Linked DNA regions of Homo sapiens: region 2 is linked to region 1. A link is a loop called in an ENCODE intact Hi-C map of the cell type or tissue named here. Cell type or tissue: Calu3. All regions are shown on one strand. Links, peaks and the distances in the headings refer to the core of each region. The heading gives the core; the rest is flanking DNA.

The links. A loop is a pair of places that touch in the nucleus more often than their neighbours do. Peaks named below come from ENCODE experiments on the same cell type or tissue, not always from the same donor. Only the 100,000 strongest peaks of a DNase experiment are listed, where the experiment ranks them.
Region 2: a loop joins it to region 1, with 2.4 times the contacts of the local background. A loop is called at or near these places in 2 of 110 quality-filtered maps.

The regions. Positions count from the first base shown.
Region 1 is chr5:81,421,441-81,429,440 of GRCh38, forward strand. SSBP2 (single stranded DNA binding protein 2) reads right to left here. Exons shown (of 17, transcript NM_001256732.3): 16 at 7,145-7,243. Among named protein-coding and RNA genes, the nearest start is that of ACOT12, 31 kb to the left of the region's middle. In Calu3, for the core only: a CTCF peak has its summit at 4,250 (motif pointing right); a DNase peak (open chromatin) is centred at 1,451.
Region 2 is chr5:82,099,218-82,117,047 of GRCh38, forward strand. The region is part of intron 3 of ATG10 (autophagy related 10); the gene reads left to right. Among named protein-coding and RNA genes, the nearest start is that of ATG10, 140 kb to the left of the region's middle. In Calu3, for the core only: a CTCF peak has its summit at 8,243 (motif pointing right); no DNase peak of the experiment used is centred there.

The DNA.
Region 1 (8,000 bases), core at 1-8,000:
CCTTGGCCTCCCGAAGTGCTGAGATTACAGGCGTGAGACCCTGTGCTCGGCCTGTGACTCTAACTGTAATCCAGTCATTTTTGCACGTGAGTAGGAACATCATTGTTACATGCGGACTTGTCAGTTTGATGAGGCTGACAAATGATAAAAGGTGAGGGTTTCAGAGATTTGGAAAAAGTGGTTTCAAAAATGATTTAGAGAGAAATAAAGAGCAACTATTTTGCTAATTGTGCCATTGTACCCTCATATTCTTGGAGAATAGACTGTGACAGAAAAGTTCTACAGCAGCACCATGCAAGAGAACTTTCTTCAAAGACATACTTGTTCTGTGGTCTGTGCTGTCCAACTTGGAGGTCACTAGCCATATGTGCCTACTGAGCATATGACATGTGATTAGTGCAATCAAGACACTAAATGTTTAATGTTATTTAATTTTAATTTATTCATGTATCCACATGTAGCTAGTGGTTACCATTTTGAACAGCACAGCTCTAGACTATCTGAGCTGTGGGGAGAAGCATCTAATCCCACATGGTAATTTACTCTTTGGATGAAGACAGTTTCTAAATTAAAATGTAAATGTGGACCCTGAAATTTTTTAAACGTTTTATTGGAAACCTATGAGGACCAGGGTAAAAGGCAATTCCTTTCAACATGCTAATAACAATTGTGCCTCCTAGAAAAAGGCAGATAAAGTCAAAGGGATTGGTCCCAGGTTCCAGGAACCTAACCAGAAGCTGTGATAATCCTGGGTAGGCGAGCACGAACTTTTCAGAAAGTTGGCAGAAAGAGAATAAAATGAAGTGAATTATAGACAAGCTGAGACCGGCTGCAGAAATCAGAAAGACATATAGGTGTGTACTGATGTATGGATGGATTATAGTGTGAAAGCAGGACTCCCCAGGGAAGAGCACAGAGGGGCAATGGCTCAGCTGGCACATGTCTGGGCCAGATGTCATTAGGGCTCAAACCAAAAACATGCACTGTTCCTGAGGAAAGGTGGGTGATTAGGCCTGGAAAAGGGTCACTGGACCATAGGAAGAGGATTGTTTAATCCTATAAACATGCATTACATCAAGGAAAATCTATTAATACTTGTTAATCACTTCACAGCCTACAGAGTTTCAGTACAGGAAAGTGAAATTACATACTTGAACTGATCCTGTATGTAGGATTATAGTGAGTATATGGTGATAAGAAGGGGAGACTTTTAGACAGGTCATAGGAGAAAAAAAAATAGAGGGAAACTGCCAGAAACAAGAAAGGAGATTCAGTTTAGACAACCTCTCCCCTTGATCATAGCAGCAGAAAAGCAAAGCAAAGCAAAACCTCCAGTCATAGACAAATGCTGATGACATGGAACTGATCCCTGACCCTGTGTCAGAGGGGAACAGAGTACCATTTCATCACATCACATTTCAACCCACCATTTCATCATCACAAACATGATACCATTTAATATGTTTACTCAATTGATTCCATGCACATAATGTGATTCCACGTCTCACATTATAAACAATGACAGCATGCTTCAACTATCCAGAGCCTGCGGCTAAACAGAACTATACTTTGGTATTTAAAAGTTTAGAGGCAAGAATAAATAAAAAGAAAATAAGTGGTTAGCAAGATTTTACTAGAGTAGAAAAAATCAGAGAATATGGCAAAATGGGCACAGATAAATTTAATCTATGCTTTCCGCAGCTACTGTTATTTACAATAAATATTGGTGATTCCATCAGTCCAATATAACTTTCTGTGATGATGATGTTATAATTCTGTGCTGTTTACTGCAACAGCCACTAGCCAGAGGTTGCTACTGAGTTCATGAAATGTAGCTAGTACAATTTAGGAACTGAAATTTTAGTCGTATGTAATTTTAATTAATAGGGCAGCTAGATAATCAATCATTCTTTTAAAACAAAGATCTTATTGAGTATACTGTGTCAATAATATAAACCAGTAAAAGATACTAAGCATTTCAGAAAGGACCTCAAAGGAAATGCTTTTTAAAAATGTTTCTGGGGCTGGGTGTGGTGGCTCATGCCTGTAATTCCAGCACTTTGGGAGGCTGAGGCGGGTGGATCACGAGGTCAGGAGTTTGAGACCAGCCTGGCCAAGATGGTGAAACTCTGTCTCTACTAAAAAATACAAAAAGTTAGCCAGGCGAGGTGGCAGGTGCCTATAATCCTAGCTACTCAGGAGGCTGAGGCAGGAGAATCGCTTGAACCCAGGAGGCGGAGGTTGCAGTGAGCCAAGATTGTGCCACTGCACTCTAGCCTGGGTGACAGAGCAAGACTCCGTCTCAAAAAAAAAAAAATTATTCCAGTTCATTCATATGTCAGGTTATGTTAGGAAATAGTGTTGAAAATATAGAATAGCCTTCATTATACTATACGTTGTTAAGAGTATGTATATATGTCAAGCTATACATACGCATATACTCTATTATCAACCATTTTTATTTATTGCTATCATCTCAACACTGGCAACTGTTAACATTTTTTTATCTGTGATATTTCAAATGTTTTAAGTCAATCTTACAGAAAAATGATACTTTGTTACTGATTTGTTGGGAAGTTAAAAGAGTGAGGTTGGCCCAGGGAGGAAACTGAGTGAAAAAATAGAGAAAATGAGGGCCCAATTCAGTCAAAATGGAAGCATCAGCTCCACGCAATACAAAACAACTCAGAAAAAAGAGCAACTGGCCGGGCATGGTGGGTCACGCCTGTAATCTCAGCACTTTGGGAGGCCGAGGTGGGTGGATCCTGAGGTCAGGAGTTCGAGACCAGCCTGACCAACATGGTGAAACCCCGTTTCTACTAAAAATACAAAAATTAGCCAGGCATGGTGGCACACGCCTGTAATCCCAGCTACTCAGGAGGCTGAGTTGGGAGAACTGCTTGAACCCAGGAGGCGGAGGTTGCAGTGAGCCAAGATCGCACCATTGCATTCCAGCCTGGGAAACAGAATGAGACTCTAGTCTCAAAAATACATAAATAAATAAATAAATAAAAAGAAAGAAAAGAAAAAGGAGCAACCATCTAATAAAGTTTAATTTTTGAGTAGTACAAATAACTGTAAGATGGTATGCTAAATATATTTAGTACAGTAAAATAGTTTGTATTTATGCCTGGGTGTCTACATATGCAACGTGCTATTTACACTCCTGAGGCTGTAAAATGCTCATGTTTGGCCACCATTACTGAAACTACTTCAAAAAATGAAATAAGGGGAAATAACAAAATTTCTAGGAAAACTCACAGAATGGGCAAGCAAAAAGGAATTTTGCTATAGATTACTATTCTTCAAAGTAGTAGAGAAGTGGCTTACAATTTTCCAGAAGTAAAGGAAGAGTAGGTGTTAAATGGAGTATCATATTTAGAGACATAAAATATTCATGGTGTACTGTACTGAGACCACACTTCAATGTTTCTATTGTACTGCTGCATCAATATGTGATGACATATTGTAATGTTTATGCCAAAATGCTGTGATATCAGGTTGCCCTGTTTCAAAACTATTCTGAGTCTGGCTCTCCCTAACCAGATGATAAAACAGCTCTTACAAAGCAGTCAACAGCATTACAGTTTGGTTCAGTTAAAAATGTAACCCTTAAAGATATTATTTTAAATGTATACCAACTTATTTTATCTTTTAATGTGAAATGAGATAGCACGCCTTGCTATGAACTTGTGATTTTTTCCTTATTATGCCCAGTTCATGTACCATAAAATCCAGAGATTTCCATGAAGTCTTTGAACAATGTGTATAAATTTCTGTTTATACATGTCAAGAACACTTTAATTCTCACTATATTTCTGTTTAAGTGTCTGTATGATACTTTATTTTCTTAGAGAGAAATAAAGAACAGTTCCTCTACCCTGAGCTAAACAAAAGTGACATAAATTGAAATAAATTTAGTATTTATGATTACATTAAAAAATTGGGGCTGATGTGATTTCTTTACAATAGCAGAAAATGACAAAGGGGGTAAGGGAATGAGAGATAATCTACCATCTTGTTTGTAATTCCTATTTGATGCCATTATTTTAATATCATGTTTACTCAATTGATTATATTTCAGTGCCATGGGAAAATATTTTGCTAAATTAATTCAGGAAATAAGACCAGACCAGCTACTTTCTTCACTTGAGAAGCATGAAAAACTATTTTTTTTGAACTAAGGCTTTTTGTAGTCTATACTTTCCAAAACAAACATTTTACAGTTTGAACACTAGGGGGCATCTTTGTTTCTTGAAATAAAGGGTCTTGGTTGTGATCTTAAAAAAAAAAAACCTCAGCAGTGAAACATTTTTTGATTCGCATTTTGTTTTGTCAAGCATGTTGGCACCGCAAGGTTTATGACTTTGGGCTGGGCATTTTTGTTTCTATATTAATTGAATGAAGCAGCATGTGTGAGTGTGAAGAGACTAGGATAGTATCTAGTACATAAAGAGTACTCAATAGATACTTGCTCCCTTCCCAGGCCTCCTTCTGTGATTTAACTTCAAGATAAAACCTGACAGATCCTTAAAAGGCAGACTGCTCAAAAATATGTGCTTTCAGAGTTATGTGTATTAAACACTAGAACTTGCATGTTCATTTATTGAACAATGTTTTCTTTTTGAATTCATTAAGAGTTCTGCTTTTCCTTGATTATAGCAAAGCTAACTTATTGGGGATAACTAGCTTATTTACTTCTTCAAAGCCTTACATTTGTCAGCACCAAATCTCTTTTGTCTTTCTTCCTCTCTCCTCTTATTGCTTGATTTTATAAAAAGATCTAAACAAAAATGTATAGTAATATGACAAAGAAAGCCACACATAACAATGATATCATTCATAACAAGTCCCTTCTTCTCAGGAGACAGAAGAATGGAGAAGCCAGTGTGTACCTGCTTCCAAGGCTGTACTACCCTCCAGGGTGGTGGTGCAGTTTCTCAGTCCACCATCAAATTATTTTTCCTTTTACAACATTTCTGGTGGGGACAGGAGACAAGGAGGGAAGAGAAAGCAGGGAACTTCTGTTTGCTGTTAACTCTGCTGGCAGTCTAGCATTGAACCCGCTTAAGTTCAGGGGCAGGGAGGGTGAGCCAGAAGTTAGGGGTGGAAGAAGCCTTGTTCCAGCTGCTCTCGTTTCTAAATGCACATATTCACAGAAGAATCTGTTGTTTGCCATGTGCATAGTCCATTAGGGATTGAAGGGAGAAGCTGGGGCTTATTCTGTGCAAGGAAGTTCTCCACATCCTGGCATATCTGAATCTTTGCCCCAGTGAAGAGCTTTCTGATGCCAGTTCTGAATTGGTACCCCTCTTCCAACTGTTAAGACAGCAGTCACTAATGACAAATCTGGGAAGGAAGTAGAGGGAAGAGTTCCTCTTGTCACTGCCCATAAGTGAAAGTCATGTGGAAGCTTTTTAAAAAAGTTTTTTTCCAACTCCAAATTAATCATTTCCTCTGACTTTTAAAATACATGGCTTATATATACATTACAGCACTCATTAATCTGACACGTTTTAGTTATATCAACATCTGTTTTTCCTATTGGGTTGCACTCTTTGAAAGTAGGTGTTATATTTATTTCAGAATACCTTGGTCTTAACCTGATGCTTTGCATATAATAGGCTCAATAAATGTTAAACTGAATTGAATTATCAAATACCTCACTGAATTATACCACTTTATTGCTGGTAAAATTACTCGAAAAGGAAATAAATGTCTTTAATTAGATAAAAGTGAACATAGAAAAATTAATTTGTCCATAGTTTTGAAGCAAACCACTCAAAGAACCAGGATCTAAAAAATAATTCCCATAATCTTAAGCATTATGACTTAAATTATGTAGCTTCTCATGTTTTTCCTTAACACTGACAGGCTAAATTTTTTTTTCAACTGTAAACTGTTACACATAAAAAATTATTTGTCCTCACTAATCATATATTGCCTGCAAGTAAACTACAGATCAGCATAATTTTAACAGAAACGAACTCTAAAAACAGGGGATGTCTTGTCCCCTGCAAAGGTCCCATGTGGATATCAGAACTACAAGAATCCACAGAGCACTCAATCTTGTATTCTGTTTTGGGAATGGAACAGCCACTCTGTATAAAGGTAGACGTGCTATTAGCCAGTGCTTCAAATTCTGATGGTATCACCTCTGGTAAATGCTGAGTTGGGCAAAATGAGGGTAGTCTCTCTCATGATTCTGACTGCAGTTTGGTAGGTCCTCCGTAAGAAATTTTAAGGATGCTATGAATCCTGTGAAGATGAAATTCATTTGGGTTTTGAAATCTTTTATGCTACATTCCAGTTCAGTGGTTCTTAGCAGAGAATGTACACCAGCATCAGCAACAAAGCTTTTCCACATTCAAGTATGCCCAGCTCCACTCCTGGAAATTCTGATTCACTAAGTCTAGGGAGAGTTCTGGGAAACTGTATTTTAAAAAATTCCATTGGGGTTTCTAATGTGAAATATTAATGTAAAAAATCATTATATTACATAGAACTCCTTGAGAAAAGGCACCATTTTGTCTTTTTGGTCTCTCCAATACCTAGCATATTGCCTTGGCATGTGGTAAGTGCTCAGTAATTGCTTGTTAAATGAATGAATTTTATTGCTTCTCTTTTTGGTTCTGTCTACTTCTATGGAGATATGGAATGAACTTTTGTGTAACAGTACAATCACACGCAAGCAGTGACTTGGGTATTCAGCTCAGGTTAACAGACCGCCAATTTGGCCTTCAGTCCAGTGAGGTCTACTATATAAAGTAAGAACAGACTTTTTAGATTTTGAGGACAGCACTGAAACACACCTAGTTTTGCAGCAACCTGAGACATTTTAGTAGCATGAAAACTTATAAAAAGTATCAAATAGGCAACCTGTTTCCAGTTTGTTCCTTTACAGTGGAGGTTCTCAATGAGAAAACTATTATTATGGTTTTTCTAACTATGTACACAGAATAAAAAAGAAAAAGTTTGTTTTAAAAATTATTTTCAAAGATATTCCACTTAAAGTTTCTCTTATCTAAAAGATAAACCTGTTGAACTCTAGATAAACAGCAGTAAAAGTGGCTTTATGCATTTATTCTAGCAGAAGAGCTTCAGAAATAAAATTTGAGTATAATATAGTCAAGGGAATACTTACACTCTCACTCTGAAAAGGATTTAAGAAATTTCCCCCCATTTCGCCATCATCCCTTGGAGTGCCCGGTTGATTACTCAGGCTCATATTATTGGGAGAATTCTGTAAACAAGATTTAGAAAACAAGGCATTGTTGAAAATTTTAATTTCCCTCTTGCACTGTACTGTTTCGAATATTGAAACAGCATCCCTAAGGACAAAGCATACTTCTAATTTTAATCTTAGACTTCTACCATGTATTCTATTTCATTCTTTGCACTTTGACAAGTACTAATGCCTTCCCAAATGAAAATTTAAAAAAAAATAAAAAAACCCCCAATAACCTACCACAACTATTTTCTTAGCTTCAGAATCAATATTTATTCAATTTCCCACCCTCAGCTTATAGAGTTCCTAAAACACTGGAGAGTTTAAAACATTCCCAGCAGGGGCATGATGAAGAGATCCTACCCACTGATAAGGCAAGATGGAACAATAACTCCCTTAGTCATTTCACTAACCAAACTTTGAAAGGTCACTGTTTTAATAAACATTTCCTTTTAATTCTACATGCAGTATACAGATAACACTATTTCAACCATTTTTACATGAACTTTAAGGAAAAAAGAAAGATAGCTAACAACTGTACTTAAGAACAAGAGACACCTTAGGACTTGAGAATTTATTATGTACTCTTAGAGGAAAAGGAGGCTCAAAAGAAAACTGCTTTAGAATATTTTCCTATCATTAGTTTAAGAGTAGATTTACTTTGGAACTTTCCTTGGAAGATAAAATGACTGTTATTAGCAATCTAATCGAACACCAAGTTAGCAGTGCGTTGCTTCATATTCTATTTAAATTTGCTAGTCTCATTATTACC
Region 2 (17,830 bases), core at 4,961-12,960, 680 kb after region 1:
GTTTGTCCCTATTTCATGGTAGCCTGATAAATTTTTAAAAAGTACATCGATTGGATAAAAGATTGATAAACATATTGAATAATTAAAAGGAATGATAATTTAATTATTGAATAATTTTAGTTATGATGTAACTTAAGGGATATTGGTATAATTATTGAGAAAATATTTACTTTATCTTTTAATCAGAAATAAATACATTAATATATGTATATTTAAATATTTCTGTATATTATTTTTTAATCAATAGAATTACATTTATAGACACATAGAACTCTTATAGTGACTGAACCTACAGGAAATGAATAGTGACAATGAAGGTAATATCCAATGTTTGGCATTGTGTATATTAGACTGCACCTTTTGTTCAGAAAATAGTTACATAGCTCTTTTAAAGTCAATAATAATAATCATAAACAAGATAATCCCATCAGCACAAGTCAGTCTTACTCTGTATATTAATTTAGCATAGTATTACACTTAATGAATTATCATTAATCATAAATATGTTTTTACATGTGCATATTTAAGGTCTTTAACATTTGCAGTCTTGGTTTTTCTGAAGGCCTAAGCTAAAAGACATTCATTTCAAATCTGAAAAGCAGCATAATCAGTCTTCTGAACCTACTGCAATCAATATCTATGCAAATGGGGTGGTTATGGAATTTACACTGCTTTGTCAATCAATCACTAGTCAAGTTCCCACCTTACACTCAATGTACTAATAGATTTTTTTTTCTTTTTAAAGAGACAGTGATTTCTGATTTCTTTCTTTCTTTTTCTGTGTTTTTTTTTTTTTTTTTTTTTTTTTTGAGCTGGAGTCTCGCTCTGTTGCCCAGGCTGGAGTGCAGTGGTGTGATCTCGGCTTACTGTAACCTCTGCCTCTTGGGTTCAAGCAATTCTCCTGCTTCAGACTCCTGAGTAGCTGGGATTACAGGTGCCTGCCACCACACCCAGCTAATTTTTGTATTTTTAGTAGGGAGGGTTTCACCATGTTGGCCAGGCTGGTCTCGAACTCGTGATCTCAGGTGATCCACCTGCCTCGGCCTCCCAAAGTGCTGGGATTATAGGCGTGAGCCACCGCACCTGGCCCAGTGATTTCTTTTTTCTAAGTATTTGTTATATAAATGGGTGGTGGTGTTTTGACTGCCTCCCCATCCCCACGTTTTCCCTGCATACGTACCCATCTTCACTGTGTCAGCTCATACTGCCAGTCTCTCTCTAGGTGGTAGTAGTTGGGGAAGGTGGCTTCCTGAGCTCCACCTGCTGGGCTTCCCATGGCCCAGTAGTTGGCCCCTGAATTCTTAGAAAGAGAAAAAGATCTTTGGGAATTCAGAGGTGGTTGAACTAGCATCCCCAGAGCATTCATCATTTGCTTCTTGCCCACTAGGAGAGAGATCTTCAGTGTAGATCTGGGCAAAAGAAGGGCTCTGTCTTTTGCCTTGATCATCACCTAAAGTTCTATACTTATGTTAAAGAGAAAAAAGACTGAAATATACAAGGCAGGGAAAGTCTGGTGTAACAGCACTTCCAATACACAAAACAAAACAAGAACTAGTTTTTTTTTTTTTTTTTTTTTTGGCTGCCTGTAACCACAGCATGAGTCTTCAGTCTAGAGGACTGTTGAAGAGGCTAATGCATAAGGCTGTCTTGGTATGGGGTAAAAAAGGAAGTTAATAATTCCCCTGTTCTTTGAACTGGTCAGATTACATCTGGTGGATTGCATTGAGCTGTATTCTGAAACATTTAAGAAGGATTCTGAGTAGCTTCAACCTGTATAGAAGAGGATGACTCAGATGGTGAGGAAGCTGAAAATGTTATTTTTAAAGTAGAGAGGTTATAGGTAAAATGTGTTGTTGCTTTTCAAATATTAAAAACTTATCCATAGTCTCAGTATGTGAGTTAGGAATTAAGTTCCTAATTAAGTTGTGGATAACAAGAATATACACATAAGGGTTGTTCTCTTATATAAACAGAGTCTGGAGATAGTAAAGCAGCTCCATAAAGTCACTGAGTACTCCGACTCTGATATCCTTCATGTATGATTATTTCCATCCTCAAGATCACCTTGTGGTAAGTTGCTCAGACTCTTGCAATCACATCCTTTTTCCAGACAGCAGGCAGAAGGGTGGGTTTGGTGTGGAGGAAGGGCACGCCTTCTCTTTTTAAAGAAGGCTTTCCAGAATTCCCTTTCTACTCATCTTTTTTGGCCACAACTTGGTCTTGTGGCCATACCTGGCTGCTATGAAGGCTGGAAATGTAGTTTTCTAGCTAGGTGTATTGCCCAGGATTCTATTATTAGGGAAGAAGGAGGACAATGGATATTGAGAGGCAAATAGCTTGGTATAGCATGTCTAAACTCAGAAGGCAGAATGGATCAGTAGGTAGAAGTTAAAAAGAGTTACATTTTACTAAATATAGAGAAGAATTTCCTAATAGTTTCATCTGCCCCAAATTCAATGTGCTTTTTTAGAGGTACTGATGTCACTGTTGTTGAACATTCAAAAGCAGCTGGTAAATTGCTTATCAGGGAAGTTTTAGGAAGAGACCTGATATGTAGTTTTTTCCAATACTATGTGCCAAGACTATTTCAATATACCTATGCAGAAGCCATGCTGAGTTTTAGTTTGATTAACTATTCTTATAAGAGGTTTCGATAAAATAAGATTTCTGTTTACTACAATCAATAATGACAAATGTTCCGTAAAGTGAACACTTAGTACACAAGTCTTGTTTTCATATTGTGCAGATGCCAGCATATTCTTTTAATGGAAGGCACTGTTGAAATAAGATTCTGTGGACACATACTGACTTCACACACTTAGCAGTCTTTCTGATACATAAAGTTCTGTGCCTTATGACTTTTATTATAGAATAATTTGTTACAGGAAAGATTTGATCAGTTGACTCAAATTTCACTCAGTATAGCTGTGACATAGATACATTTTAAGATTTGTGGCACATGAAATGTATAGCCTCAGTCTTACTTTGTGGTAGATTTTTATTTTCCTGAGGTGTTTCAATTATATATGTTTCTTCAGAAAATAGTAAGATGTTGGTGTGGTATGTATTTTGGATTTGTATTCACAGTCCTCTAATTAAGAGATCTAGACATATTAGAGTTATGACTTTTTAAATTTTAGGCTATTGTGTCCTTCCCTGCCTCATGAGTCTGTAGTAAGTAGACTGAAAGTACTCCAGTACATACATCTAGGTCTGTGCTCATTCTTACTGACACAGATAATATTAAGTAAACACAATAGTTATTGAATGTCTACTCCAATAGAAACAGAAGGAGAAAATCTATTGTTTGCCAAATTAGAAAAATGCCATAGATAAAAGAAACATCATTTTCAAGATTCCAAACAGGTAAACCAAGTATCAGTAAGAACACAATGGCAAACACTGTTGAGTTGGGCTCTTTTAAAGACTTAAATAACTCTTCCAATACATAAAAAGACCAGCCACACATAAATTGGACTATATATATTTTCAAGGCATGCTTTTGACCATCCTTCTCACAGTGTTTTTAGCTGATACCCTAACTTTCTAATACTTATTCAACCATTTACAGTTCAGCTGTGCTTTGTGTAAACCACTGTTGGATCCTAGCTGGTTAATCCTCCTCTTCATTGGCATCCAAGCCTCATTTTCACCCAATTTTAATGCTTGTAGTTTGAGGAATCCTAACTTGATCCTCAGATGAAATGGTTAACTAATATAATATGCACTGTGTTGAACTGAATTGAGTTATGTTTTCTAAAGATGACAATTTATTTTTTTTAGGGTGGAGATTAGTTTAAAAAAAGGGGACTTGATTATTTGTCTTTTTCCTTCCATCTTCCCAACTCATCCCTAAGGAAAAAAAGGGCCAACTTTCTTCTACCACTTTTTATTTCTAAAACTTTGCACAAATAACTCATCTGGAGCTCAGGTTGTTTGTTTGTAGACAGGGACAATAATACCTATTATGTAAGGGTTATGACAAATTAAATTTAATAAATATGTTTTGATCTTTTTCTGTGTTCTTGGTCTAGTAAAATGTAAAATAATTTATTTGTAAAGCTTTTATGACAGTATCTGATACACATTGATCAAAAATTGTTGATTTCTTTTGTATTCTAAAATGAAGTCCTAACATAGCAGGGACCCCATTAAGCCAAAAGTCCTAGCCCTTTATTCCATGGACATCTAAGTTTAGCATCTCCTTGCTGTGCTTGCAGTTTTGGGATTCACTCTTACATAAACCTGTGTGCCCCTCTATCTCTTTTTCTACCACTTACCTGGGGCTTGTTAACAGGTCTATTTCTTGTCTTACCTCCTGCCTGCTGCTTCCCACTTGTCCTGTTTCCCCTGCCCCCAGGGACTTAAGAAACCCATACTCAGTTATGAATGTATGCCTTGGGTGGGTTTCCTTTAGAAACCCATACTCAGTTATGAATGTATGCCTTGGGTGGGTTTCCTTTAGAAACCCATACTCAGTTATGAATGTATGCCTTGGGTGGGCTTCAGTGGTTCTCCACAGCTTCTGCCTACAAGTGTTTTAAAAAGCTTGGTGGGTGTTCACAAAGTGATCCCACTCGTGCAACCAATTCCCAGATGAAGAAACAGGACTTTACCAGCACTCAGGACTCTCTCTTGACATTTTCAGTTACTACCTGCCCCCAACAGTCACTACAGATTGACTTGTTACACTACAATTTATTTTTCCTCTTTCTTCTTAACCTTAGATAAATATATCATACATATTCTTTCATGTCTGTCTTCTTTTGTTTGTAAAATTCATCAGAGTTGCATGTAGTTATTTGCTCATTCTGCTTGTTGTATCTAGTTCCACTGTTCAAATATACCATGTTTTGTTTATACATTCTACAAAATGATAGATGTTTATGTTCCTTCCATTTTTTGGCTATTATGAAAAGTACTGGTATGAACATTCTTATATATCTTTTTTGGCGAACATCTGTACATATTTCTCTTGTGTTATACCTGAGAGTGGAATTAATGGGTCCTTGTGTATGCATATGTCTACCTTTAATAGATTCTGCCCAACCGTTTTCTAAGGTAATTGTAATAATTTATGTTCCCACTTGCCAAATAGTTCTGAAAGAGTTTGTTATCTTTCCATAGGGTGAATGAAGTAGGTGAACTCCATACTGGAATTTTCTCATCTTCTCTCTTGAAAATTAACTGTCAGTTTTTAGGTCATGCTAAAATACTTTTTTTTTTCAGTTTTAGATGAAATTTTGTGCAATTATAAGTTATTAATATAAAAAATTGATACAACTAATTTGTTTTTCTGAACACTATTCAAACAACTGATTTAACATCCGATTTTATAGGTAAATTAAGTAGTAATGTTAACTGACCAGATTCTGTACTGGTTTTGGTTGTCATATTGGGATTAGCTGAAGGCAAGAGAAAGAGCAGAGAGTTACAATAATTTAAAACTCAATAGTTTTTTCTTAAACACCATTATTTAATTAAATTATCTGTCCAGCAAGGATCTGATAAATAATACCTTTAGAGACCTACTGATTTAAGGGGGAGACAACTTAAGCTTTATTGTTAAACCTATATATGAGATTATATTGAATTGTCATATACAAGGTCTTTTGTTATTATTTTCCAGGGGAAAAACATCTAGAATATAAAGTTATATTCATTTAAATGTATTTTTGTTTCAAAGTGTCTAGTATTTGTTGATGTTATAGGTGTTTTGAAATAAATGTAACATAGTTGAATTGGTTTTGTGATCAGTTTATGCTGCATCCATCTAGAAATCACTGAGTTATTGTGGCGAACACCTAACAATGTCAGTGTTTGATGTTACCACACACTTGCACATAATGACGTCAACAAAGCGGGAGCCTGGTTAATGGCTTTCTTCTCTACAGAACTTGTTCAGTAATTTGCTGTACTGGTATTGGTTAATAGGGTAAATTGATTACTGTAAGGAATGCAAAAAGCATAGATTTTATTGGATACTACTGTTTCCTTTTTGCAATAAACCACATCGTAAATTTCCTGTGTTCATTCATCATTGGGTTTATATTATGTTAAATGAAAATGAATCACATTTTCTGAATATTTTTTTCCACACTTCAAAATGTCTTTTTAGATATTGTCTGCCAGCTAATTTACAGCTCTGAAACCTTGTTGTATCATTTGGAATAGAGCATTTGATAATTTAAAGTGGAATGAATCATTGTTTGATGAAGAATTGCTGTTAAATCTTTTGGGATGTAAGAATTTCTTTGCTGCAGTCATATATGTAACTGTATATTTCAGTGAGAATGCCCTCTGAACATTAGAGGACATATTCATGAATTGAAATTCCAAAAACAAATCTAATGATTTGACAGCTCTGCTCAAAAACAGAAGCTCAGCATTTTAGAGGTTGCCATTTACTGAATGAGTCAGAGGGAGTCTGGGAATACCCTTCTGTACTCTGACTCTTTTCTCCCCACTCCTTTGTGCCTGGCTGCCATTGTCCTATGGCACCCACCTAACAGAGTGGCACCCAGTCACCAGCCAGGCTTTGATTTTGTCAGTTGCAGAGGCTAACAGTCAAGAATCTCGGCACAAGAATGCCAATAGTAGCTTACTGCAGTGGCTAAACCCTTGTTCTTGTTCACATGGAGATTTCTTAAGGAAAAAATGATTTCCAAGCTATGCAGAATGGACTAAAAATACAATTTTGACTTTCAAATACCTGATTTCAATAACAATTTTTAGTGTCTAAAAATTAAGAATAGAATTAATTTTGTTATACATTGTTTGAAAGTAACTATAATCAAATCAAATATATTGACTATTTTTCCTATTTGGCTTCTTCTGACTAAACTGTTGCATTTAATATTACAAGACTTCATTTTTATGGATAATCAAGAATGTGCATGAAACCTTAATTTCCAGCATAGAGGGTAATTGCTCAGTAATCATTTACTTTCTTTAAAACATAACTGCATTTAACTAAGAAAGTAAGAAAAAGAGCTATTTTTAAAAATGGCATTGAAATGGTGTATAAGATCAAACAGCGTATGAAAAATATACCCACCTTGGTGTTATTTTACCATCTTTTACCTCAGTAACTTAAAGTGGACCTTTCTAGTTCACTTGTTTAGTCACGGGATCATAGCAGCTTGCTCATCTCTAGTGGTATGAAGCCGTATTTGAGAGGTTGGGCAATAGAGCCCTACAGTGTTATGTGATTTGCTCAGTAACAGAGGTAGCTCCAGCATGCACACCTCTGAACTGCATGAATCCACTGCCTTTTCCACTTGCCTGTGGTTTACCATTGTTCTTTGTTTCATTTACCAGGGTGAGATCTCATTTAACATGTTTTAGATTACAGAGGTTTTATAGTAGAGCTAAAAGCATATAAAACAAGAATTTATTAGAAAGGACACCAATCTTTAACAGCCTCTGCTGGTCTCAGGTTAATCTTACTATGGTATCATTTTCTTAACAATGGACTATCATAAGCTATATCATAGCTCTTATACACATTTATGCAAAACAATTAAACTATAGTGTATGAATAAACATTCCCTGACCCCCACCTGATTTTCCTACCCCCTTCTATGAGCAAGCAGATGGCCATTTTAAAGTAAGATAAGTGGAGAAAAATAGAGAAGTAATAAGGGGCAATTTGAGCAGTCAGTGTACTGTGGTATCCGTGGGACCCTTCTCCAACTTCATGTGATAGCATGCAGTATAGAAAAGGTTCTTTCAGCAAGTGTTTAGGAAAATATGTTCCAAAAGATCTGCATAACATTAGTGTAACCAAGTGTTCCTCTCTCTGGCTTCCTGTTTTGGAATTAAATGCCTTCAGGGTACTCAGAATAACTCTGTTTAGGAACACAAGAAGAATTTAACCTCTTATGTTCCTAATCAATTTTAAAAATATATATATAGATTAAATAGAAAGCAAAAAGATCTTATTCTACTTTGCTTCTCAACAGTTTCAGCTAAAAATTAAAACTGTTTATACATAAAGTCGGTGGTTTAGTTAGAAAACAAAGGTATAAACAAGAATTCTGACAGGATTATTATCAGCAAAATTTTAAGATCAGTTTTGTCCCTGTAAACAAATTTCATAGACAAACCTTTTTACATGTAGGATTATTTCCAAAAGAACTCAGTGGAAAGTTTCTACTCTGGGTGTTTGCAGGAGATAAAGGGAGCAGCTAAGCTGAATTGATGTTTACTTCTTTGTGGTGTTATTGTTCAACATTCTTAAGTTGCTTCTGCAAAGCCAGCAGAGGGAGCACCAAACAATATTTTTGTTTACCTTAAAGCTTACAATGTATTTTAAAAATATTTTCTTTCACTTGCATTAAAAAATGTCTACAATGAATAATTTGTTGATTTTACATTTTTACTGTATAGTTTTAACTTCTCTGAAATTAAAAGACTTGAGGGGCTTTATTATGCAATTTAATTCTATAAACATTCAGTAAATGCTTACTGTTTATAAGACTTGATGCGTGATGGAGAGTCAAAGGTGAATACTCCACAGTCTCTATTCTTCAATAATTTATAATTTAGTTGGAGAGAAAGAAATGTAAATATCCTCTGTTTACAATGCAGAAGGATAATAAAGGTAGAATATGGGCTAATTCTTAATAAAAAACAAATAGGGATATTATGGAGAAGGTGACATTTGAATTGGACTTTGAATAAGAGGTTTCCAAAAATGGAAATTCTAGACTGAATGGAGCAGCATGAATGCAGGGTATACTTAGAGCAAGACAATTCTAGGCCTGAGGCTAGATAGAACCTGGTTGATAGAGGGGTTATGTACTGGGAGGTGAGGTCAGAATGCTAAGGTAGAGTTAGATAATGGAGCACCTTGAAATCCGTGCTAAGTGCTTTTGAGTTTATTCTGTTGTCAGAGGAGAGCAAACTGCACACCATTTCGAGGAAACAAATAATGTTTTGATTAAATAATACTTGTTTCAGTGTGAAAGCTTGCCTGGAGAACTGAGAGATTAAAGATTAGACATTTTTATACTAGGTAAGGTCAGACATTATATCATCGTGGATAATAATAAGAGTAATGGTTGTAGTAATACCTTTCATTTGTATTTGCGAGTATACATATATATACACATGCATACATATTTGTGTATCTACAGAGAACCCTAGACACCTATATATATGTGCATATATATACACACAGTATATGCAATAATACTGCTCTTATATAATATTTATGTACATATCATATATGTATATATGTGTATATATGTATGTATAACATGTGTATATATCTCATGTATATGTGTGTGTATATATCCCTCAAGATAATCCTATGATTTGAAGATATATATTGAAAATGTCAAGTAATATGTATATGAGGTCTCATAGCATAGTCAGAGCTGAGGTGGTACTCAAATTCTAGGTTGTTTGAGTCTAAGCCTGATATTCTTTTTATCATGTTATGCTGTTTTTGCATTATATGATGTCAGTGTTGATAGGAAGGATGGAATGTGCATCAGAGACATTACAAAGGTATAAAATATTTAAACACAAGGCAGAAAAAGGAGTTGAAGATAGCTCTCAAATTTTCAGTCTATGTGACTATGTGACCAGGAAGCAGGAATGGTGTTGCCATTGCCTCCATAGATGTAAGGGAAGGAACAGCTAGGGGAGTGGGATGGGAAACAGGCATAGGGGGGAAGATAATTCCATTTTGGCATGTCAGATTTGAGATCCTGAAGGCAATCTTATAGAAATATGTAGCACATACTTTAAATTTTGGATTTGGAGCCGAAGAAAAGTCAGAGCTACAACTTGAGAATCGATGATATATTTCAGAGAAAGTGTATAGACTAAGAAGAGAAATGAAATGAGAGCCTAACCTTGGTGGAAGACTACATATAGGAGGCTAAGGTAAGAAATAAGAGACAGAAGGAGCCTGCACAAACTCTGACAGAGATGAGAGTGGTCAGGGGAATGCCTTGTTCCTCAATCAGCAAATATTTGCATTCTTGCTGTGTGCAAGGCCTTTGCCCAGAGTATAAAAGAGGGTGCCATCGCAGAATCAACTGTTGTAGGGGACAGTATGGGAACTGAGGAGAGGTCATTAGATTTGTTCACTCAGGAGACCAGACTTCCTAAATATGCACAGAGCTTTAGTTGGGCACTAAAATACAAAGTAGACTTCCGCCTCATGACTCAGTTTATGAGAAGTTAAAAGATCCCAGAGAACTCACACCTTGGGCTGAAATCTGTGAACTCTTAACTTTGATATCCAAGAGAGTTGTTTGTGGATCAAACTTATTTTTTAGTTTCCAAAAGCTGTATAATGCTCTTGTAAGCCTGATTTCTTGTCTTTATTACTTTTTATTTGATTTTTTATGAGAGAAAAAAATCACTATTTTTTATAATGATATATGTTCACTATAAAAAATTCAAATGCAAAAGAGGGATTAAAAAGTTACCCCTCAAATAACCACAATACATTAGATAACCAGAAATAGAATTTTCTTCCCTTTCTAATTCTTCGCTCCTTCCCTTCCTTCTTTCCCCCCATTGATCTGCTGATCATACTATGCCTGTTATTTTATTTTTTAATATATATATATATTTTTATTATACTTTTAAGTTCTAGGGTACATGTGCACAATGTGCAGGTTTGTTACATATGTATACATGTGCCATGTTGGTGTGCTGCACCCATTAACTCGTCATTTACATTAGGTATATCTCCTAATGCTATCCCCCATCCCCCCACCCCACAATGGGCCCTGGTGTGTGATGTTCCCCTTCCTGTGTCCAAATGTTCTCATTGTTCAATTCCCACCTATGCGTGAGAACATGCGGTGTTTGGTTTTTTGTCCTTGTGACAGTTTGCTGAGAATGATGGTTTCCAGCTTCATCCATGTCCCTACAAAGGACATGAACTCATCCTTTTTTATGGCTGCATAGTATTCCATGGTGTATATGTGCCACATTTTCTTAATCCAGTCTATCATTGTTGGACATTTGGGTTGGTTCCAAGTCTTTGCTATTGTGAGTAGTGCCACAATAAACATAGGTGTGCATGTGTCTTTATAGCAGCATGATTTATATTCCTTTGGGTATATACCCAGTAATGGGATGGCTGGGTCAAATGGTATTTCTAGTTCTAGATCCCTGAGGCATTGCCACACTGTCTTCCACAATGGTTGAACTAGTTTACAGTCCCACCACCAGTGTAAAAGCATTCCTATTTCTCCACATCCTCTCCAGCACCTGTTGTTTCCTGACTTTTTAATGATCGCCATTCTAACTGGTGTGAGATGGTATCTCATTGTGGTTTTGATTTGCATTTCTCTGATGACCAGTGATGATGAGCATTTTTTCATGTGTCTGTTGGCTGCATAAATGTCTTCTTTTGAGAAATGTCTGTTCATATCCTTTGCCCACTTTTTGATGGGGTTGTTTGTTTTTTTCTTGTAAATTTGTTTGAGTTCATTGTAGATTCTGGATATTAGCCCTTTGTCAGATGAGTTGATTGCAAAAATTTTCTCCCATTTTGTAGGTTGCCTGTTCACTCTGATGGTAGTTTCTTTTGCTGTGCAGAAGCTCTTTAGTTTAATTAGATCCCATTTGTCAATTTTGTATGCCTGTTATTTTAAATAAAAAATATTAAAATCCTTTTACCTACATTTATAAAAAGGAAAAGAAACTAAAGGTACCTAATCAAATTGTAGAACTTTGAAATAAGTGCTTCTTTACTACACACAATAGTAGATATGGTAGAAGATCTGTCTGAAGTTAAGAAAAGAGATTATGATAAAAATTAACAAGTTTAGAGTTATGGTTTTAGGATACATGTTTCTGTTTAGACCATATACATTGATCTGTTTTGAAAGATGCTTACGTATACTCCACCTTCCTCCCTTTCCTATTTCTGTTTGTTACAATGGTATTTTTATTTTATCAAACTTTATAACATTTACATGGACTTAATTTTGTAATAAGTCCTATAGTTGTTTTAATTCTAATTCTATATTTAACTGGATTAGTCCTCACCATAATTTTTTTACCTTGACTTTTCTAACCCAGAATTTTAACTGTGACTCATATTTTAACTGTCTAGATTCCATCAAGTAGAATCCTCCAGGCAGGTCTCCTGGGTGACCATTTTGTGTTACGGATGTCTTCTGTTATGTGGTATACAGACATCTTGCTTATGCAGACTGCTCTCTAGCTGTGGTTTCTTATCTTCAGAACTCTGCAGATGCTGGTCAGTTATTCTCTGGTCATGAAAGTTGCAGTGGCTTGTGAGGCTGGACTGATGGTTCTCAGTTTTGTATGTGATTTTCGATTTTCTTTCCTTAAAAAAATTTTTCTTTTTTGGTGTCTCCATTCAATTTTAATGTTGTAAACATAAGAAAATGAATTAAATTGAAGCCTTATTTCATAGTGTGCCCCAGAATAAAATCCTAAATAGACTGAATAATTACATTTTTAAAGTGAAGCTGTAGAACTAGTAGATGAAAACACTGGTGATCCTCAAATCTTTCTACAAATGGCCTCAAATAGAAACTATGAAGGGATGATCTGTAAGTTTTTCTGCATCAAAAAGAAAAACCAGAAGACATTACAAAAAAACTAACTATTAATGTGAAAGGACAAATTACAATAGGTAAAATATTTACAGCGTGATAGATGATGGATATTTGTGTTCATATATCTGTTTTGTTCATGGTGAAACTAACACTACAAAAGAAAAGTGGTTAAAGGGCATACAGGGACAATTCACAAGTGGAAAAATTCAAAAGAAGAGAAAACTCCTACTCATTTAATATACTTTTGATAAATCAGAAAGAAATTTTTTTTCTGTTTTGAACACAGGTTTTATAATAAGTAGTTACATATGTTGGGTTAAATAAACATGAGCATCTCTTCAAGCTTTGAAATTCTGTGGTTTGGGGATGTGTATGTATTATCCTTGCTGTTAGATCATTTCTTCCTTTATAAGTCTCAGAAAGATGTCCACTGCATCTTTCTCCTCTTTATCATGCATAGCCCAGAACTTTGCAGGTGGTGATCCTGAAATACAAATTTAATGAATAACAATAATTTGAATTTTTAAAAAGATAATGTTTGTTAACCATTTTTAAAATATATTTGAGGGGGCTTTGAATCTTTTGTATAGGTACTGTAATTGTGATAGGACTTTTTTCAGATTTTGGGGGGTAATTTAGTCTTCTGTTGAGAATTCTGATTAATGCATTTTATTATTTGCATAGAAAAATTTATTATTTTGTATATCTCATAAATACCTAAATCTCATTTTCAAAATTCTATTTGTTAATTTTACTAAATGATGATATACAGTATTGTACTTTAAGACCCTGATTCCTATGAATTACAAAAAGAATTTTGTTTATTATATGCATGATTTATTGGACATTAGTGCTGTGATTATTAAGAACCTTCAGAATAATCGATTGTAGAATAAAATGACAAAACCATGGCATAAACATGCATTTTACATATATGTTTAAAGGTTTGTGATAATTGATCCATTTTGTTATGTTGATTTAAGTAGGGAAACTGAAGATTTTCTTAAATCAAGGTACATATTTAAAGTGATAGAATGATTTTATTGGCTTCATAACAGCAAACTTTGTTTGGAGAACCATATTGTGCAAGTGGTTAGTGATATTAAAATTGGTATCAGCCTTGGGATATCAGATGTATTTATTTTTAACTTTTATGCAGATATAGTTATTAAAATGTACATTTCAAGTACACATTTTGAGTGTCTTTAAAAGTATTTTTGAATGATTTCCATTTGAGAAGTAAGAAGCTAGGTTTGTTAGTTATTAATCCAAATATAGTAGTATAGCTTATTTTATTGATCTTTCTGTGATTTTTAAATTAGGAGTGAGAAAAGTCACAGACGCCGTTTGTTGACATATTGCAATCCATATGTGTGCTTTTTTGATAAAGAAGGTATAGCATATACTATTCCTCCAGAACGTTTAGCACCAGATTTATGATTTTTCTAATTTGGTTTGTAGCTTGCCAAAGAGCATGTGAGTGCATATTTGATCAGAAGCATATTTTGCCTTGAATCAGATGAAGAATACTTAATGAGTCAATGCTAAGAAGCAATGCAGAGAAGATTGCAGACTAGCAAACTAAAAAGGCTTTAAAATAGCTTAATGTAAACTATAATAGAGATAAAGTATTATTATATAAAAAGTCAAATTTTTCAGTTTTTCATGTTCATCCTGTTAATAAAATTATCTGCCATAACTATTGGGAATGATATTTTATATTTATGTGATGCAGTTCACATTTTCAGTGGGATGAAGACTTATTTCAAGTGTATTGTACTTATTCTCGCTTGGGAGCTGGAAAGATGCTAGTTCTACATTAGAGATGCCAATAGCCCTACTCCCTCTAGCAGGCCTTCCTCTAAGAATGAGTGCTAGAAATTACTACTTAAAATTAATTGGTTTTTTTGCTTGTTTGATAAGAAAAAATTATCTCTTTGTTTTGACTTGTATTTGTTTGATTATCAGTGAAGCTAGAAAATGTTCCTGTCTACTTAGCTGTGTCCATTTTTTCTTTCATAAATTACTTATCCTTGTTTTTTGTTCATTTTTCCCTTAAGGTACTCACTTCTTACTGGTTTATGAGATTTTTTATTTATTAAGGATGTGAGCACTTTGTTTTGTATGTTACAAATATTTTGCCTAGTTTTTGTACTTTGATTTTGTTTGCAGTGTTTTTTGGCATACATAATTTAAAAAATAATTATAGTCAAATCTAGTAATCATTTAGTCTATGATTTTTTTCTTTGTTGAGATTTGAAAGACCTGCATCAACCCTACATTATATAAATTTTCCTTCCTTGTGCGACTGTGATGTAAGAGGGAGTAATCAGGCAAAGGCTTTATGTTGCTTAGCTTAAATAAATTATAAGGAATTGCCTTTGTTGGACTGTGGTTCTTATTTATAATGACTTACTTACAAATATCTTATATGTATGATTGGCTGTTTTACCTCAGACTGGGGAGGGCTGTCCTGAAGCACAAGAAGTGTCCTCCCACATTCTGTTCTTTCTTCCTTGTTACTTACTCTCTGCCATGGTAGAAGTGGAGAAAGGGGAGAGAGAAATGAGACATGTTTCCAATGACACTGTCTTCTCATCTTCTCTACTGTGAGGAACACTTTTATGCACATAGAAATTATACTATGCGTACTAAACCAATTATTTGGTTTCCTGCCCTGCCCACAATAGCAATAATAATTTTTCCTAGTGTTCATTGTATAAAATTACAGCTATATTTTGAGTCAATTGAGGCTTTAAGGGTAGCTTGGGAACCTAAATAAAATTATTTCAAGATTAAAATGAGTTACAAATGAACTTTGGAAGGATAGCCCACCTGTAGGTTCTGGGCTGTTGGTCTCCCTTCTTGAGGAACCAAGTCTAAGGACCAGGAATGGGCTAGTTGGTCTTAGATGACTCTTGAGAGTCCCCAGTGATTCGGCATCTTCGGTTTACAGTGAGACTTGTTTTCTAAGTTCTATGAAGTGGGCGGCAGTCTGACTGATACATAGGTAAATCTCTGTGGGATCTAAGACAGCATTAGCCAATAGAATTTCCTGCAGTTATGTAAAATATGTACTATATGACTTCTTTACTGGTGAGAGAAATACTCAGTATTTTTACAGTACAATATGATCGCTACTAGCCCATGTAGATATTAAGCACTTGAAATGTGGCTAGTATGACTGAGAAACTGAATATTTAATGTTATTCAGTTTTAATTAATGTAAATTTCAGTTTAAATAGTCATGTGTGACTAGTGGCTATTATATTGAAAAGCACAGTTTTAGAGGTTTGTATTGAATGGAGTAAACCACAGAATTAACTAACTTTCTTTTTATGTGATAAAAATGTCATAGAATGCATAGATTTTATCTGGATCCTGTTTGGAAGAAATCAACGATGAAAAGTTTAAAAGGCGTTTTTGAGGCAATCTTAGAAAATTGAAAATGATTGGGTAGTAAGTGATTTTATGGAATGAGTGTTAATTTTGTTAGGTGTGATATCAATAGATTTATATTATTAAAGTACAACAGTGATGTTTTCAGATGAAGTTACATGATACCTAGGGTTTGCTTTAGGAAAAAAGTATTGGCTGGAGAGTAGATGAGATAGAATTGGCCAATGTTCACAGTTTTTGAGTTGGCTGATGGACACATGGGATTCGTTTTACTGCTTTTATACTTTTGTATGTGATTGAAAGTTTTTATAATAAACAGTATTGAGTTGAGAGAGCTCCTTGCAGGTCATACAGTCTCGCCTTTTGACCAGATTCATTTACTCAGCCATTAAATGGCAGAGGTAGGATTCAAATCTGTCATTTGGCTTTAAGTTTAATCAATTTTTTTGTAACATCATACTGTCTCATACTTTAAACACATAGTTCTACACCCCATCTGCTTCATGACCTTTGGCAAGTTATTTTGCACATTTCCTTCTTGTATGGTAAGGCCAAATTTGTTAGCAGAGCTGGCCACATAGATCAGCAGAGGCAAAGGGTAGGGTCTTTTATGGCAAGTTGGATCAGGCTGGGATTTCACTGGATTCAGATTCAAGGGCTGAATACAAGTAGTAGCTTGGGAAAGAAACCAGAGGAGAGGTAGCAGTAACAGATTCAAGAGAAGAAGAAGCAAGGGCAAGCTCCTAAGAGAAGTGGAATTGATACAAGGTGGGAATAGGTAAAAGGCTGAGAACACAGTTTGCGTAGAAAGTTAAGTGTGTTGACTGCTAATTCTTACTGGGAGATGGCTATACATTTCAAGGGCAATTTAGCTGACTTGGCATATAGTAGACTGACATTTCTCATTTTGAAATTCATGTTCCACTATGCTTGTCTCTAATCTAAAATAATTGTAATAATATAGAATTTTTGTCCAGAAGGGGCTGTTGAGGTCATATAATTCAACCAAATTATTTGTGTTATCAAATTCATATTGCATTTCCATATAGTAGTTGGCATTGAATTAGGTCCCATAAGGATTATAGAATTTCAGTTATATATGCTGTCAAGAAGATTTTGAGAGAATGAGCAGATAATAATTATGATTATTCAAGTAATATAACTATTTCATTAAATTGATTATTGGTTAAAGTAGAGAAGAATGATTTTATTTATTAATAAAGATGTATGAAACACAATTTTGAATTATATTTACACTTAAGTTTCTAGTCTCAGGGCTATTGTTGAGCAAGAATTTCTCCCATCAGTAAATGCACCATCGCATATTATACATTTTATATGTATATTGCAAATGTCTATGTTGTATATTTTATTTCAGGAGTGAGGGAGGGGAAATTTCAGCTATTAAGCTATCAATGCCTAGAAATAAACTGCTGAGTAGAAGGTCTATTATATTATTGCCTCACTAGGACCTAATTATTTAAAAGCAAAACAAAACAAACATCATCTGGCTACGCCTCCCGAATCCTATTTCAATCAGGATTCCAATGTCTTCAAGCCAATTTTATTTTTCTGAGACCAGGTATTAGAAGGGAAGATCTGAGAGAATGAAGGTGTGATATGGCTGGATACCAGGGTAAAACATCATATGGGTATTCTGATGTTTTTCTGCTTGTATTTATTTGCATTTTCTTGGGCTATTGGAATTTTTTTACTCTACTTCTGAGTTTTTAAGTCAAAACCTAGAAAAAGTATTTAAGTTTCTCATCCTGTACCCAAACTATTCTGTAGTCAAAAGCAACAGGCTCCCAAAGTCAATTTCTAAGTTTAATAGCATATTTTTATTTATTAGGTGCCATTTAGTTAGG